2 separate regions of the Mus musculus genome follow, and region 1 is linked to region 2. The links are chromatin loops, found by intact Hi-C in ENCODE. Cell type or tissue: gastrocnemius. All regions are shown on one strand.

Region 1 (8,000 bases), 58 kb before region 2:
GTTCTTTGTGTGTGCACACAGGATTTTTTTATGCGCGTGGATTTTTTCTTGGAATTTTGTAAAAGCATTTGTTTTCATTGTAAATAGAGCATATAATTTTATAGTGAGTAGTAAAGTTTGAATTTATCTTTATCATCTCTGAGAATTGAAGTAACATTGTTTGTTAATTCAGTGTTTTTGGAGAAACTATCTTTAGACAAACAAAAAAAGATATGGGTGTTTTGCTAGGAGATGTGTGTGCACAGCAGTTCTGTACCTTGTCCCCGTGGAGGCCAGAAGAGCAGGAGAGAGACAATCAGGTCACTTAGGGTTAGGAGCTACCTTATGGGTGCTGAGGAGCGAGTCCGTGTCCTCTGGAAGAACAGCCCCAGTTAGTACTTTTAGATGGTTTATTTTAAGTGTGTATGTATGCCTGTGGTGGTGGTGGTGGTTCTATGCACACGCTGTTTCGGTTGCCCAAGAGGCCAGAAGACGCTACCACATCCCTGGAGCGGGGGCCTGAGTGGTTGTGAGCCACTTGGTGTGGATGCTGGGAACCTCTGGTCTTGTCAAGCAGGGAGCACTCTTAACCACTGGGCCTCTCCCTTTCCAGGCCACTGGAACAATTATTGCACTAATCAGGAAAACATTGTTTTTCTTAAACTTCAAAAGCGTTCTGCCTTACATGGTAGAATCCAAGCTGAGATCTTCTCTGTAGATGTCAAGTAGGCTTTGGGATGGTTTCAACGTCAGAGGAACGCTTTGACTGCTGGGTTTAGCTGATAGACTTCTTCCTTTTTTAAATTTTGTTTTGCTCTATTTTATTATTTTGTATGCATGGGCGTTTTGCCTGTGTTTGAGTGTCTGTGCACCACATGCTTGCCGTGCTCCAGCGGCTAGAAGAGTGCCTTGGATTCCCTGGGGACTGGACTAGTGCTACACGAGTGCTGGCGATTAGCTTGCAGTCCTCTAGAAGAGCAACTAGTGTTCTTAATCCATTGTCCCTGTTCTTGTATGATTGCCTTGCTTGGTGAGGAGCGAGGCCACAGATTTCTTTATATACTTTCACCTGGTAATGCCATCGGCCTTGTGCATAGAAGGCGATTCATCCCGTCAAAACTTTTATGAGCACTAGGATGGGTTTCCCCTCTTTTGAAATATGCTAAAAATTGAATTTCTACATGAAAAGCTTTCTATCTGGAAAGAAGTAATCAGGTTTGTGTTCCATACTTTAAGCCTTCTGCATTTAGTGCTATTGCTAGGCCAATGCTATTGCACAGTCATTTCTTGGAGATGGTTAACATTTTCATTTTCCTGAATTAATTCCTGGGGATATTTGATGTGATGATAGAGAGGGCTTTTCTGGTATAACAGATTAGATCTGTGGGCTTTGGAGCGGAGAGTGTGATCATTTTTATGCTTTTGGCATGACTGGAGAAATTCGCTCTGCATCTGAAGCAGTAACTGCAGACTGCTTTATCTGTCGTAGGCTAAGTAAACAGGACCAATCTTTTGTTTGTTTGCATTTGTTGTTTCCTATCTGGCCCTGGAAGCACAGGAAGCAGATGGCTCTTAGTCTGATCACTTGCCTCCCTTTGTTGCAGCTGCTGGTGGAGGGCAGGGATCTGAGCTCGCCGAATATTTTTAGTCCCAAGCACCTGGCACCTAGACAATATTTAGTAACAATTGTTTCTCAAATGAGATGAGATTTTAGGGAAGATGACAGATGATTGTGGGAAATAAATGAACGACTATTAGGATTTCTAACACTGACCTGTAAAGCCTCTTTCCCGTGGCAGAAAAGTTTCAGGAATTATTCTGGGTTGGAGTTTAAGATTCATTCTTTTCATTGTAGACTCTCAACATAAGGCTTGTGGTTAGTTTTGGAGAACTTCATTCAGGAGACTGTTAATAGTGGGAATTTGGAAAAGTGTGAAAACCACCTAATAAATAAATAATCTCCTAAAAACTGGAGATTGATGTTAGGTTTTTTTCAACAGGCACAACAAAGCTTTTATCTCTTTAATATTAAATAGAGCTTTGGAAATTTAGAGAGTTAGGCAGTCTTGAGATGCAGTGCACTGAGTCCTGCAACATTTCTCACAGCTGTGCAAATTGGTTTTTTGGTTTTTTTTTGTTTTTTGTTTTTTCTACACAGAATTAATTTGTACTACAGGTTCCTTCCTTTTAAATTTACAGGGTTGAAGTTAATTTTGTACAATTACTCATGAGGGCATACTTTCCTTTTTCCTTAAAAAGGTCAAACCAGTGAGTGTCTAGGAAGTTTAATGTGCACTCACCATTCAGCAGTTCTTATTTTTAAGTTAGGCAGCAAATTCCACACTGTGAGGTGGCAATGCTCAGGTCTGTGTGAAATTGTACATCACCGGTCTGGCCTTTTCACTGTGGCATCTGAGATATTTTTGTATTGGAAGCAAGAATAGTTGTTTTGTTTTCTTTTTTAAAAAAGAATGGCAGCTCACAACTACCTATAACTCCAGTTCCAAGAGACTCAATAGCCTCTTCTGATCTCTGTGGGTTCCTTTGTGCAAGTGGTGTATATAAACTCATGGAGGCACACATATGCACATAAAAGCAAATGCACTAAATGAATAAAGGGTTCATGTGTTTATTTTAGATGTAACAGTATTTTCCTTCATGTGTGTATACACACCTTATGCAGTCAGTGCCTTCAGAGACCAGAAGGGAGCACTGGGTCCACTGGAACTGGAGTTCCAGGAAACGGTACAGCTTACAGAGGAAGCTGCTTTGCAGTGCTCAGAACTAGGAACCTAGCACCTGCCCGCTGGCAAAGCAGCAAGCGCTCCTAACCGTGAGCCCTCTCTCCAGCTCTGAGGTTTTTTTGTTTTTTTTTTTTTTAAAACGCAGAATGTTATTTTAGGAAGAAAATAAGAGGAAACTTTTAAGCATCAAAGAAAAGCCAATTTGACACCTTCCCTTCTTTCTCTCTCTCTTAGAATATTTGAAACGTTGGGGTTGTTGGAGTGGTTGGATTTTCCCTGGAATTGAGTGAGAAATTCAGAAGACTGAAGCCCAGGCTCACTGTCTACCTTTCACGGAGGCCTAGCCGTGAGAGGACAGAAGAAGGCACGTGGAGAATCATGACAGCTGACAAAGATAAAGACAAAGACAAAGAGAAGGACCGGGACCGGGATCGGGACCGAGAAAGAGATAAAAGAGACAAAGCAAGAGAGAGCGAGAATGCCAGGCCTCGCAGGAGCTGTACCTTGGAGGGAGGAGCCAAAAACTATGCTGAGAGCGATCACAGCGAGGACGAAGACAACGACAACAACAGCGCCACCACGGAGGAGTCCAACAAGAAGAGCAGAAAGAAACCTCCGAAAAAAAAGTCCCGCTACGAGAGGACAGACACTGGTGAGATAACTTCTTACATCACCGAGGACGACGTTGTCTACAGACCGGGAGGTAAGAGCAGCAGGTGGTGTCTGCTTGGGAGAGACGTGGTCTCTCCCCCACATGTAGGAGACTCCTGTAGCTGTTAGAGGAGACCTGGAGTCCAGAAGAGCAGACAGTAGCGGAGGTAGCAAAATTAAGTCTGTGAACTTGGAGCCCCTTTCCGAGGCAGAGCAAGACTTAGCACTCCTGGGTAAACAAGCCTTTACGAAAGTAGTGCTCTTTAGCTTTGCAGTCAGGGGCAGCAGACGATAGCAACTGAGCTGTGTGTATTCTGTATTCTTTTCAGTAGATATTTTCTGGACATTCAGTGTACTAGACCAGGACAGGAAGTTCATAGGAAGTCTAATCAACACACCGGAGTTTCACCCAGTCTGGAGTTTCCCCAACAGCGGAGTTAAAGGATGTCATTAACCTAGCATAGTCATTTCACTGCGAAGAATTCAGCTTCTGAATTTGTTTGTAGAAAGCTCCACATTTTGGGGGAGCCATGTAGGAGTTTATTTTGATTTTTCAGAAAATAATCAGCGTTAGACAAACTCCTGTTTACAACTATAATTTTCTTGGTTGACAGTTGAGAAGAAAGGTGTGTGACATGAAATTGTCAATGATGGGGTGTTTGAGGGGACTTGAAGGGAGCTCATGAGGGTTCCAGTGCTGTGCATGCTTCTCTTTGATTCAGACTCAGCAGCAGGCCACCAGGATGTCAGCCGCCCTGTCTTCCAGACCATTATGGCTTTGCTTGCCCATTTAACAGGGCTTTTTTGTTGTTTGTTTTGGTTTATTTTTTGTTTGTTTGTTTGTTTGTTTATTTATTTATGTTGCTGTTGTTGCTTTGCTTTGGTTTTGGCTTAAGATAGAGGGTCTGATAAGCATGGGCAGACCTGGAAAGCACTCTGTCACCTAGCCCTGTAGGGTTAGACCTGTGATCTCTTGTCCTCTCCTCCTGAAAACAGGGACTGTAGACGAACATCACAGCACTAGTTGCCCATTCTGTTGTAATCACGAGAAAGGAAAAGCGTGTGTTGTGTTGTTTAGAGTAGATTACAACTTCAAAGGGAAGTTGTACTTGTTTTCCTTCTCCTGATACATAACATGGATGGATTGTTGGATTCATTGTCCGCTGCAATATACAGTGTCAAATACCAGCTCTGCTCATCGTATGTACGATGGAAATTGTGTCACTAGGGACATTCCAGTAAGTTAGGAGTCAGGTGCTTACAGGAGATACTGCGCAGACTGTCCCTTCACGAGAGATGGATAATTAGTTAACTCTGAGAAATCTTACAGCAGGACAGACATTTAACAATACTTGCTGCAGCCTCTGCTGTGACAATCTTTGCTGCTGACTCTAGAAGGAAACAAATTTCTTCAAGGAAACAGTGCCCCCTTTACAGCTTGTCAGGAAGTTCTCCTTGATATTCTCAAAGAAAAGTGGGAGGAGATGGTTCAGGGCTTAATTACAGAATAGCTGGCTCTTACATATAAAGTCCTTGGGATGTGTTGTGCATACCCTCTCCCCAAGTGCCTACATCTGTGGATACCAAGTCACTTTTTTGTAGAGTGCTGAGGATCAAACATAGTGACACACACTAAGCAAGGTTCTACTGCTGATCTGTATCCCAGCCCCTCCAGGCTCTTGTATACACTGCAGTTATAGATAGATTAAGATTCTTAGGACAATGGAAATGCTGTTCTTGTGGCTGTGTTGGCAGTGTCTGACCTCACAGATAGTACCTTCTATTTATGGTTTCCTCCTTCTGTCCGTCCTCCCTCCATCCCTTCCTTTCTTCCTCCCTCCTTCCCTCCCTCCCTTCTTCCCATCCATCCAGTCTGCCCCTCTTTACCCCACCCCTACCCACAAACAGTGTTTCTCTGTGTAGTTCTTTCTGGCTATCCTGCAACTGCAGAACAGTGTAGCCTTGAACTCAAGAGATCTGCCTGCTTCTGCCTCCTAAGCGCTGGAACCATGCCTGTTCCTAGTTGGATCTGTGGTTGGATTCACAGATGCAGAGCCAGCTGACAAACAGAGCTGACTAGAGTACCCAAACTGTAGGGAGTCGCTATGATCTGAGCTCTGCTGGGCACCGTGAGCATTTGACCTTTTGTAAAGTGCTTGCCACTGAATGGTCCGGGAAGCTTAGATTTCAAGGTAGATAAATTTCCCAAGCGATTTCTAAATGGAGGTTTGCTAAATACTGCCCATTCTTCAGGTTCATGTCAACTGAGAAGTCAAGAGTAGGGTTCTGACCAGATTCCCATATGGACTTTCACATCCTGCCCCCATCTCTGCCCCTGCCTTTCCTTCCTGGTGTCTCTGTTCTCTGTTGCCTTTGTAGTGGGGACTGAACTTGGGGTCCTTTACTCGACCACTGAGATACAGTCTAAGCTCTTTTAAAAAAAAAGTTATAGTTTCAAATCAGGGTCCTACTGAGTTCCCTCAGCAAGACTTGAACTTGTGACTCCTGCTTCAGTCTCCTGAGCAGCTGGGTCCTAGGCCTGCGCTAATGTGCACATCTGCCTTTGTTTTTCCTTTCTTACTTTTGAAGACAGTCTCCTGTAGTTCAGGCTGGGGTTGAATCATTTCTGGGCAGTTGAAGATGACTCTTGATCCTCCTGCCTCCACTTCCCAACACTGGAAGTACAGGCATGGTGCATGGCTTCTTAGCTGACTCTCAGACACCTAGTGGTTTTAGAGAACATCACAGAGGACTTCTTCAGGGGATTGGGAGGTTTTGGACAGATCTTTAAATTGGCTGCAATATGTGGAAATTTTGAATTTTTAAGTATTTCCTAAAGTATTATTAAGAATGAGCCCTTGGCTGAGAGTTTGTGATACATGTGTTTAACCTCAGTACTCAGGCAGAGGCAGGTGGATCTCTTTGAGTTGGAGCCAGCCAGAACTACATAGCAAGAACCTGTCTCAAAAAAATACAACCAGACAACCAACCAGACAAACAGATAAGCCAGCCCTGCAGTAGTCCTTTGAGGAGAGGCTGTTGTGTTCCTTACCCCAGGAGGCCAGTTCTCTCTCTATTAGGTTATTTATTAGGAGCAAATTGGTATCAGAATTTAAGATTTAAGTTTGTTCATTGTCCCACATGGAGGTTTTGTTGCCTCTTCATTGCTGGGGCAGTGTTCTGCCCTTAGGAGCTCAGCACATCCCTGCTAACTCCTGCTACCTTCTGTCCCGAGGACACCGCAGCACCAGCTCAGTGCCATTGGTTTCCATTCCCAACCCTGCTACATTTTCTTAACAGATGTTATCATTTCTGTGTGTCTGTGTTTATATCTACATCACACCTTTTAAATTTTTCTTTTACTTATATTTGAGAATTGAGATGTGATAGTTTCTTTTGATGTACATGGATTTAAACTGGGAATAATCCAAATGAGGCAAAATTTTGAAGACTGGGTGTCCATTTGAATTAAGTGAGAACATACATAGTGGTTAAAAACATAACAACTTTAAGAAGTTGAGTAAATACATACGTTTTATAATGTATGACTCCTTTTAATATGACATTTCAAAAGAGGCCCCAGTAATCCCTGAAGTCAGGAGATTGGTAGGGTCCGGGCTATGGTGCGTGAGTTAGCTTGATAGGAGCCCAAGGGCTCTGACCATGCTTTGTTTTGTTGGTGGTGCTTTTATGTAAGTGTGGCCATTCTCTCAAGTTTACCATCCTCGTCCTTTCCTGTGTATAGTTGGTACTTGAGTGTAACTCCCACCCCCACGACCTTGAACTGCTCCTGGGATTGCAAGTGTGCACCACCTTGCCTGCTGGGGACCTTGCCTTCTTGAGGAAGCGCAGGAAAGCAATGAAGCAGTGGTAGTTTATAGGGCTTTGGTAGCACAGCACTGCAGGCCGAGTGGGTTAAATGTCAGCAAGTGTCTGTCAAATCCCTCCCTTTTATCAAGACCCAGGCACACTGAGGCTAAAACCCCAAGACTGGTAACTGTCAGGGCCATGTTCCCCTGAAGGAACTAGGGAGAAACTTCTAAGCCTCAATCCCAACTTCTGTGATGTGACAGCATAAATCTAGTCTTCACTTGTCTATTCTTCTTGTCTGCTTGTTTTGCCCTGTGTCCAAGTCCCTCCCTCTTTTGAAGACACCAGGCTACCCTACATCATCTAAACGCATCATATCTGCAACTACCCTGTTCCTAAACCCACCCTGTATGGTACTGTGGGTCATGTTTGTAGGGTTGGGTAGGCAGGAAGAACTTTGTGCCTAGGGAGACTGTGTTTGAGTGATCCAGGCTGGGCATCTATTTCAGCTGTGTTTTAGAACTGCTGGGGAAATTTTGTTGGGGTGTTTTTTGAAATGTATTGTTATTAGAGGAGGCACATATGTCATAGCATGTGTATGGACAGATTGGAGGACAACTTTTGGGAAACAGTTCTTTCCCATCGTGGGTCCCAGAGATCTAGTTTTCAGGCTTGTCCTGTAGGAGCTCTGCTGTGTGGCTATCCTACTGGCCCTATTCATATTTTTTAATCACACTATAATGTACTTTTAGTTGTAGATCATATTAATTAACTTTTATTTCTTCTGGTTCTCCTGAAATTTCTTGATCCCAGAGG
Region 2 (8,000 bases):
TTATTTTTGCCAGTTGTTTTCACTTATTTCTGTAAGTAATCTTCTCTGGAAGTTTCTAGAGACATCTTTACCTGACAGTTGGTTTGACCTTCACCTGGAATTTGGTTTGTCTGAAGTTGTTCCTGGTGGAGATGGCTGCACAGCAGCTCCATAGAATGGTGTGTCCTATAAATGGGAAGTGTGTGGGAGAGCGGAGGATCAGGGCATCACTTTCTAGTAATCTTGAAGGCCAGCTGTCTCAGCATGGCCGTGGTGGCTCTGAGTTGTGGCTTTGTGGTAATGGAAGTGGCCCCCATCTTATGTCTGGGCTGATAACACAAATTCGGTGCATGACTCAAACTTATTCAGCATTACAAGTAATTTTAGTTTATGTAAATTATATCTCAATAATTAAAGAATAGCCTAAAATTAAAACTGGTTTTTCAAAAATGAGGACAGTGATTTCAAAGAAAAAAATCATTCTAAGACATTAGTGCTGGAACATGATGAAGTTTTTTGACAAAAATCCCTATTTTAAAATGTTTGTGACACTTCGATTTCTCCATTGCCATCCCCACCCCCACACTTAAAAAAAAGAAAAGAAAAGAACTGAACGTTTTCCCAGCTCTGCTTACACTTGAGTGAATACACTAATCGATTACCCAGGGATTAACAAAGCCTTCTCATTTCCTGCTTCCATTTCTCCTCTGCAGCAGCCAGTGGCCCTTTGTTGTCCTACATGTGGAGTGAGATAAGCTTCCAGGGCATGTTTGTATTAGAAAAATGGTGTAGATGGAAAAGTTATATAAATAGACCAACAGGTATTAGAGGTTACAGTCTTTGTTTTCATTTGAGTAAGTAGGAAAAAGAAATATAATTAAGACATCTAAAACAAGAAAAACTAATTTACATAAAATGGGAAATGTAATGTTTCAGTGTTTCTACTGATTTTCTCATTTCTTAACCAGCTATTTGAATTATTTATGACCAGTTAGGAGTGTTAGCTGTAATTAGATTTCTGTTATTATGTGGGCAAACTTTAACTTAAAGCAGTGGCTTCTAACCCTGCAAGTCTTAAATGCAAATGTTTGCTCTGAAAGTTATTTTCCCATGTTAACCAGGCCTACTATCCTGAAGCACAATTCAGAAAGCAGCAGAACAGGAGGCTCAGCTCTTGGAACCGGGCAATGTTGCCAGGCTCCTTTAAAGTCGATGTGACTGGTGGCAGGGGGCCAAATGTTCCAGCTCCAGAAGAAAGTGAAATTAAAAGTACTGTTCATTTTCTGAATTTGGTTTGTTGAAAGTATAGTCTTGCTGACCGCGGTGGCACACACCTTTAATCTCAAGGATCAGGAGGTAGAGCCAAGTGGATCCCTGTGAGTTTGAGGCCAGGGAGTTTCAGGACAGCCAAAGTTAGTTATATAGTGAGAACCTGTCTCTAAACAAAACCAGGGCTGGGAAGATTGCTCAGTAGTTAAGCACACCTTGCTCTCCCAGACCTAAATTCAGTTCCCAGCACCATAGCAGGTGGCTCCCACTTATCTGTCATTCCAGTTACAAAGGCATCTGATTCCCTTGGCCTCTGTTAATTTAAAAATTAACCCTGGGGACCGGAGAGATGACTCAATGGCTTCCAGAGTACCTGGGTTCAAATCCCAGCACCCACATGGCAGCTCAGAACTGTCTGTAACTCCAGAATATGATAGTCCCACACAGACATACATGCAGGCAAAACACCAACACACATTGAAAGAGAGAAGGAAGGAAGAAAGTAAAGAAAAGAGGAGAGGGAGGAGAGGAAAGAGAGGGAGAAGAGAGGAAGAAATTGGGGGGAGGGCCTCAGTAATTTTTAAGATTTTACTCAATGCCTGGGTATGGTGGCACTTTTAATTTCAGCATTCAGGAGGCAGAGGGAGGTGGATCTCTGTGATTTTGAGGCCAGCATGCCTGGTCTACATAGTGAGCTCCAGGCCAGCCAGAGAACCTGTATCAGAAAGACTGATTCCCTGGGATTAAGAAACTTGAGGACATAAAACAGTGTTGACCAATACAAATCTTCAGAATATTTTGCCATCAAACTTAAGAGTAGTCTCTGAGATACATCTTTAGCCGTGAGTTGGTCATTTTAGTTTTTAAAATCATGTGACCCTGTGATCATGAGATGTCAGACTCAGCTTGTATACCTTCTAGTGTTTCCATGCCCTGCGGTCAAGGTGTCTTCACTGTTCTATTGTTGTAAAGAGACACCATGACTACTTTATGTAAGAGAACATTTACTCACAGTTTCAGAGGGTTGTCCACGGCGATAGCAGGCACGGCACTGGACAGTAGCTGAGGGGGTGCTGTGTACTGTATCAGAGGGGGGCAGAGGCTAGACCCAACCCCAGTGACACACCTCCAAGAAGGCCACACCTACTAACCCTTCCTAAACCATCCACCCACTGGGAACCGGACCTTCCAATGTCTGAGCCTGTGTGTCCATTCTCAGGCAGAACCCCAACTCTCCACCTCTGCTTTACACCCCGTAGCTGGTGTTAGGGAGTCCTGTGACTTCCCTCTTTGTTCCTCTACTTGGGTGTCACCATTACTGTCAACTGCCGCTCAGTTATTAATAAGATGGCAAATTTAAACTTGTTAAAGCTTGAGTTTTGATAAAAGAAGTTCTTAAAATAGTCAAGCTTTGGTGGAAACTTAGGGAAACCAAGCAGCTTCCTACTAAGTTGATTGTGAACAAAACATTTTCTCTCCCTGTAATGGGAGAGATTCTATGGATCAAATAGAAAATTTGTGATTATGTTTATCTGGTATGACTGTAGCTCCTGGAGTAAACATAATATTTATATGGGAATTACTTTTTAGTTGCTTATCCTGTAAAATTGAGCCTCACAGCCCAAAGTTTGGACTTTTTCAAAGCCTGTGTTTAATTTAGTACATTAGTCAGTATCTTCCAGAGAGACAGAACCAATAAGAAGTGGGTAGGGCAGGGTGTGGTAGGGATGGCTCCCACCATTATGGAAGTAATGAGGTTTTACCTTGGGCCCCCTGCACACTGGAGACCTGGGGAAGCGAGTAGCATAGCTCAGCGGCTCTGGGGACTTGAGAGTCAGAAGCTGTAGATGCTGTGGAGCTGAGGTCACCACCCTCTCAGCTCCAGGATTGGCCTTTGCTTTGCACTTATTTTGTACAGGCCTTAAGCTGATGGGTTCACACTGCCATTGTTAAGGTCACTCACTCACTGGCCTCCAAAGGTACCTGTACAGACACTCACAGCTGAAGTACATTGCTGTCTATCCTTTAGCCACTCAAGATACCGCGTATTAACCATGCCAGTCAAGAATGCTGTGAGTGGCAGATGGCCTTACTTTGCTGTGTTTGTCTCACATTTCAAATCTCTTTGCGTATATGCCATCCATGTGTCTTTACTATTAAGGACAACACAGCCAAGCATCATGCCATGCACCTGCAGGCTTGCACTTGGCAGTGGAAACAGGACAAAGAGTTGAAGAACAGTAAGTCCAGTGATAGCCTGTGGGCACACACCCCTCGCCCAACCCAGCAAATAGCCATACCTGTCTTTGGTGGGTTGCTTAGCTCTGTGGTGTCTGACCTCCTGACCTTCATTTTTGTCTGAATCTCAGATAGTGAATGGGAAAGTCTTTACTTCCTACTGTGTCTTTTTTTCTTCAGAAATACTGCCCAGGGTACCTTCATCCTGGAAGTGTCTCTTCTTAGTTCGGGACTTAGTGAAGGTGATAAATTTATGTGAGGTTTATGTTTGTGTTCAGTTGTATCAATAGTAAATAAATAGTGAGCACACTGTTAGAAACACTTGATCTGCTCCTGGAATTAATTAGATTTATGTATGTAAGTACACTGTAGCTGTCTTCAGACACACAAGAGGGAATCAGATCCCATTACAGATGGTTGTGAGCCACCATGTGGTTGCTGGGATTTGAACTCAGGACCTCTGGAAGAGCAGTCAGTATTCTTAACCGCTAAGCCATCTCTCCAGCCCATCTTAGAGTTCTTAAAGTGATGAAGCCCACAGCTCCAGAGCCTTGAGTCTGAGAAAAGGAAAGCCTGTGTCTGCAGAATAGCGACAGCTTTCATAGGAATGGACCCAGTTTTCCCAGCCAGTGAGGGCGGCACGGAAAGCTGAGGCTGTGTGCTATTTGCAGAGTTGGAGCTTAGGGCATTGTAACAAGGATTCAGACCCAGGGAGTTTGGTAAGCCATATGATTCCTGGATTTATTTTTTGGTTTTAGTTTTTGGTGTTTTTGAGCAAGTTGTTAACTTATAAAGAGTAGGAATCAGAGGAGGCCTTCCCATTATTAATGTCCAGCAACCCCCAGTGTGCTGTGGCCTTTGACCTGAGAGCTCCTGCTGCAGTAGCAGTGTCCTCCAGAGAAGATGTAACCCTTCGGATGGTAACACTAAGTAAAGTCAGTGAAGAGACAGACACACTGTAGTTACATTTTGTGTGTTGGTCCTGTTCTGTGGGAGACATACAGTTATAAACATGGAGAGACCCTAGGAATCGACTGACCTTCCATCCCTTCACTTTTTCTTTCATTTGACTCTACCTTTGTTTTGCTATAGTTGTGGAAGTGTTTATGTTTTTGACACAATACTGCCGCCCCCTGGCCAATGGGCAAGACTGCATCAGGAGCTCTAGGAGGTTTTTCAGAGTTACAGGTCTGCTTATAAGCAAGCCAGAGTAGGTGTTTTGTTTTTGTTTTTGTTGTTTTGTTATATGGAATCAGTGGGCATGTGTGCGTCAGTTGGTAACTAGTAATGTAGAAATAGCACATCTAACTAAGTTTCCAGTATATCTCTGGCTAGGTTCAGAAAAAAAAAAAAAAAAACAATTTACAGTTGCCAGTCATTGACTCCAAAGAGTCTTCTGATGAGTTCATGTTTTCGTGCGTCTTACAAGTGTTGCAGAAATGTGTGGATGCTTATATATTGGAGCCGGGTTGAGGGAGCGGCTGGTCACCTGCCTTCCCAGCTGCTCTGGGAAGTACTCATCATTGTGAGCCTGGAAAGGTTGCTGGAGGTCAGCGCCACCCCTTCCACAGAGCTCTCGGGATCTGCAGGGAGACCGGCTCCAGCCTCTCCACACAGGTTCCTGACAGACGATGGGCCTTTCCTTAAGCAGTCACCTGCTTTCAGGTGCTCTCTTTCCATTCTTACAAGTTCTTTAAATTATTCTCATTTTCCAGGACAAAACCCAGAATCTTAGAGCGTGGCCAGAGCCACACACATGGTGTGACATTGGGGGTCCATGGTGACAGGCTTTCCTGTGTTGTCTAGCGAACTGTGTCCTTTGTTCCATAGTGCTTGGGCCAGGTTTCATGTGATCATTCTGGCTGTTGTTTTTTGTTTTGTTAGTGTTTAAACCCTAAATAAAACAGATACAAATCTTTTAAGTCTATGTTTTTCAAGTACTTTGACTTCATTTTGTCCACACACACGTAGTTAGCAATGTTTAAAGACATTTTTCCTGCCATTGCTTAGGGAAGGTGCAGCATTTAACAGTGGCAAGGGGACGGAGTCATCAGGCATGTGTCAGCGCTGCAAACGTGGTGAGCTTGTGACTGTCTCAGTCATGGTCTTAAGTTTCTCCCCTCGGGATAAAATGGAAGGACAAGTGTTTCTCGTGGGTCTTGGCAGACTGAGCCTTCTGCCAGGTGTGGTCACGTGTTCTGTTCTTTGGCTGCTTTAGCTGCGCTTGCCATGCCTGGTACATCCTACCTGTGAGTCCCTTTGTCTGTGGTCATAGCTGAGTTAAAAACAAACAAACAAACCCCAGTGGTCAGACAGCGGCTAGGGTTCAACAACTTCTCAGCACGAACATGGAGTGTTCTGTGCTACATGCTGGTATCCGACTCCATCTGTCTTTCTGGTCTCTACTTTTGCTGAGAAAGCATCTCTCCCATCTTCCCTCAGGATACACAGCTGTGTCATGGTCTCCCACAGAAGGGGGCTGCTCCTTTCTTTGAACAATGACTTCAGCACTTTTTCTGTGACCTTCTCATACTGTTTGTCATCAATGTTTCTTCTGTAGAATAAACAGTACAGACTAATGTTTTTTCCAGTAAACTTTTCAGAGTAAAAATATGAATGCTAAAACCTAAGGCCTATACATCGTGCCTATCCTTTGTGTGCATGGTCTGCTTAATGTGAGCCCATAGGCAGTGCCCTTTTCCTATAGCCATGCTTGTTTAATAGTTGATGCAAAGAATCGTGGGTTGTGTGGTATGTACTGTGGGACAATACTCTGCATTCTCAGTTATATTGACATTTAAGGCAGTTTTTGCCTGCCCTTGCTGGTCCTGTAATGCAGACTAGATTGGTCCCTTCAGTAAACCAAGATATGTCTTCCTTTATTAATGATGGTCCCTGGTGTACTTCAGAATTCATCTGTCTTCTTTACAAATATGAGGCGTTTTTTGAGCTTTGGCCACTATATTTGTGGCCATTGAGCTTCTGAGAAGTTAGAAGCTATCCAGAGGGACATTACTGCCTTACCTCAGGTAGTCATGAAACAGAAGGGCTCCCTGGGTTGAGCTGTCTCACAACCTAACATACAAGTAGTTGACTCCAGACTGTACCCTGTAGCCTTCAAACAGAAGAGGCAATGGCCACTGTCTTAGCTAGTGATTGAGGAGAAAACAAAGTTAACTTTTATATGCTTAGTTTCTAGGACAATGATGGACAGGAGGGTCTTTGTTTTGTTTTGTTTCTTTTCCAGCAGTAATGCATAAGCTATTCTATTCTGGGATCAGAGGTAAATGAGGCAGGTCCTATTGTTGTGTGTACATTCTCATCACCACCTACTGTGCGTGGTGTGCTTCATCATTTTGGCATGCAGCAGTGACTTCCATACAGTTCTGTGGCCCACAGTGAAGGGAGAATTTGAGACAGTTTGTGACAGGCAAACCTTGGAGGGGAAGAGACTGTCAGGTGTCTCTGGGTAAGTTCTTTCTAGCTTGTTACTTTTAATATGCCTCAGTAATGTGCTCTGGCTATTATTATTTACCAAAATGGTTAAGGATTAAGGTAGAAGTACGTTCTAATGTAGTGATCTTTATTACCATTAAGGGAAAATGTAATAATGAATTAGTCACACTGAGAAGCTTCAAGACCTAGGTGTCTTGTCTCTGAGATGAGCAGTTGCAGGGTTGCAGCAGGGTTCCGATCTGAGGGCCTGGGGCCTGGGGCAGGGGATTCTGCTGTTAGTCCTGTTCCTGCTGCCTGCCTGTCCACCGTTGCAGGGCTTTTGGTCGTAGGTATGATGTGCACTTGCAGGCACCTGAAACCTGTTCCTAACGCTGTTAGATTTTCCTTTTCAGAGTAAGAGGGACCATCTACTCATGAACGTCAAATGGTACTACCGTCAGTCTGAAGTCCCAGATTCTGTCTATCAGCATTTGGTTCAGGATCGGCATAATGAAAACGGTACGTGTGCCCTTGTGATGATGTACTTGTAACTCATAGCTTTGCTAAAGTTCTTTTTAAAAACATCAGTTAAGTGGATATTACTTCTGGTATAATTTCTCTCAAAAGAACTTGCAATAAAGAGCATCGCTGGGTCCTCTCGCCCTTGCTTTTGCATTATTTTTCATTTTCCTTAAAAACAAACAGTAAAAGAGAGGCCTGGAGGCCCAGCTCATTGACTACTCCGGAGAGGATTCACGTTCAGTTCCCCGCGCCCACAGCAGTCAGCGCACAGCAGCCTATAACTGCAGTTTCAGGGGATCCAGTCACTGTAGCCTACATGGATGCACAGTGCACACAACACTCATACATACAGATACATAATTTCTAAATCTTTAAGAAAATACCAAAACAAAAATATTGAGGGGAAAAACCTCTAAGCACATCGTAATACATTTTTTTTAAAAAATAGCAGTAATATAATTCTTGAAGCTCCTGTGTTTGACCTAGTGATAGACAGTATTTAAAACCCTGTGAGGTTGTGTTCCTTGTTTTATCGGAGGCTTGTGTTACTGAATTTC

What was found. Peaks named below come from ENCODE experiments on the same cell type or tissue, not always from the same donor. Only the 100,000 strongest peaks of a DNase experiment are listed, where the experiment ranks them.
Region 1: it touches region 2 in a loop (2.0-fold over the local background); 5 of 42 quality-filtered maps call a loop at or near these places.

Annotation. Positions count from the first base shown.
Region 1 is chr4:150,403,239-150,411,238 of GRCm38, forward strand. It overlaps Rere (arginine glutamic acid dipeptide (RE) repeats), which reads left to right. Exons shown (of 23, transcript NM_001085492.1): 2 at 2,958-3,426. The coding sequence starts at 3,102. Among named protein-coding and RNA genes, the nearest start is that of Gm52709, 60 kb to the right of the region's middle. In gastrocnemius, no CTCF peak of the experiment used is centred here; no DNase peak of the experiment used is centred here; H3K4me3 peaks cover 736 bases; H3K27ac peaks cover 1,872 bases.
Region 2 is chr4:150,461,361-150,469,360 of GRCm38, forward strand. Rere (arginine glutamic acid dipeptide (RE) repeats) reads left to right here. Exons shown (of 23, transcript NM_001085492.1): 5 at 7,335-7,440. Gm52709 (a long non-coding RNA gene) reads right to left here and starts at 6,069. Exons shown (of 2, transcript XR_003955312.1): 1 at 2,261-6,069. In gastrocnemius, a CTCF peak has its summit at 4,621; DNase peaks (open chromatin) are centred at 1,204 and 4,619; H3K4me3 peaks cover 518 bases; H3K27ac peaks cover 1,161 bases.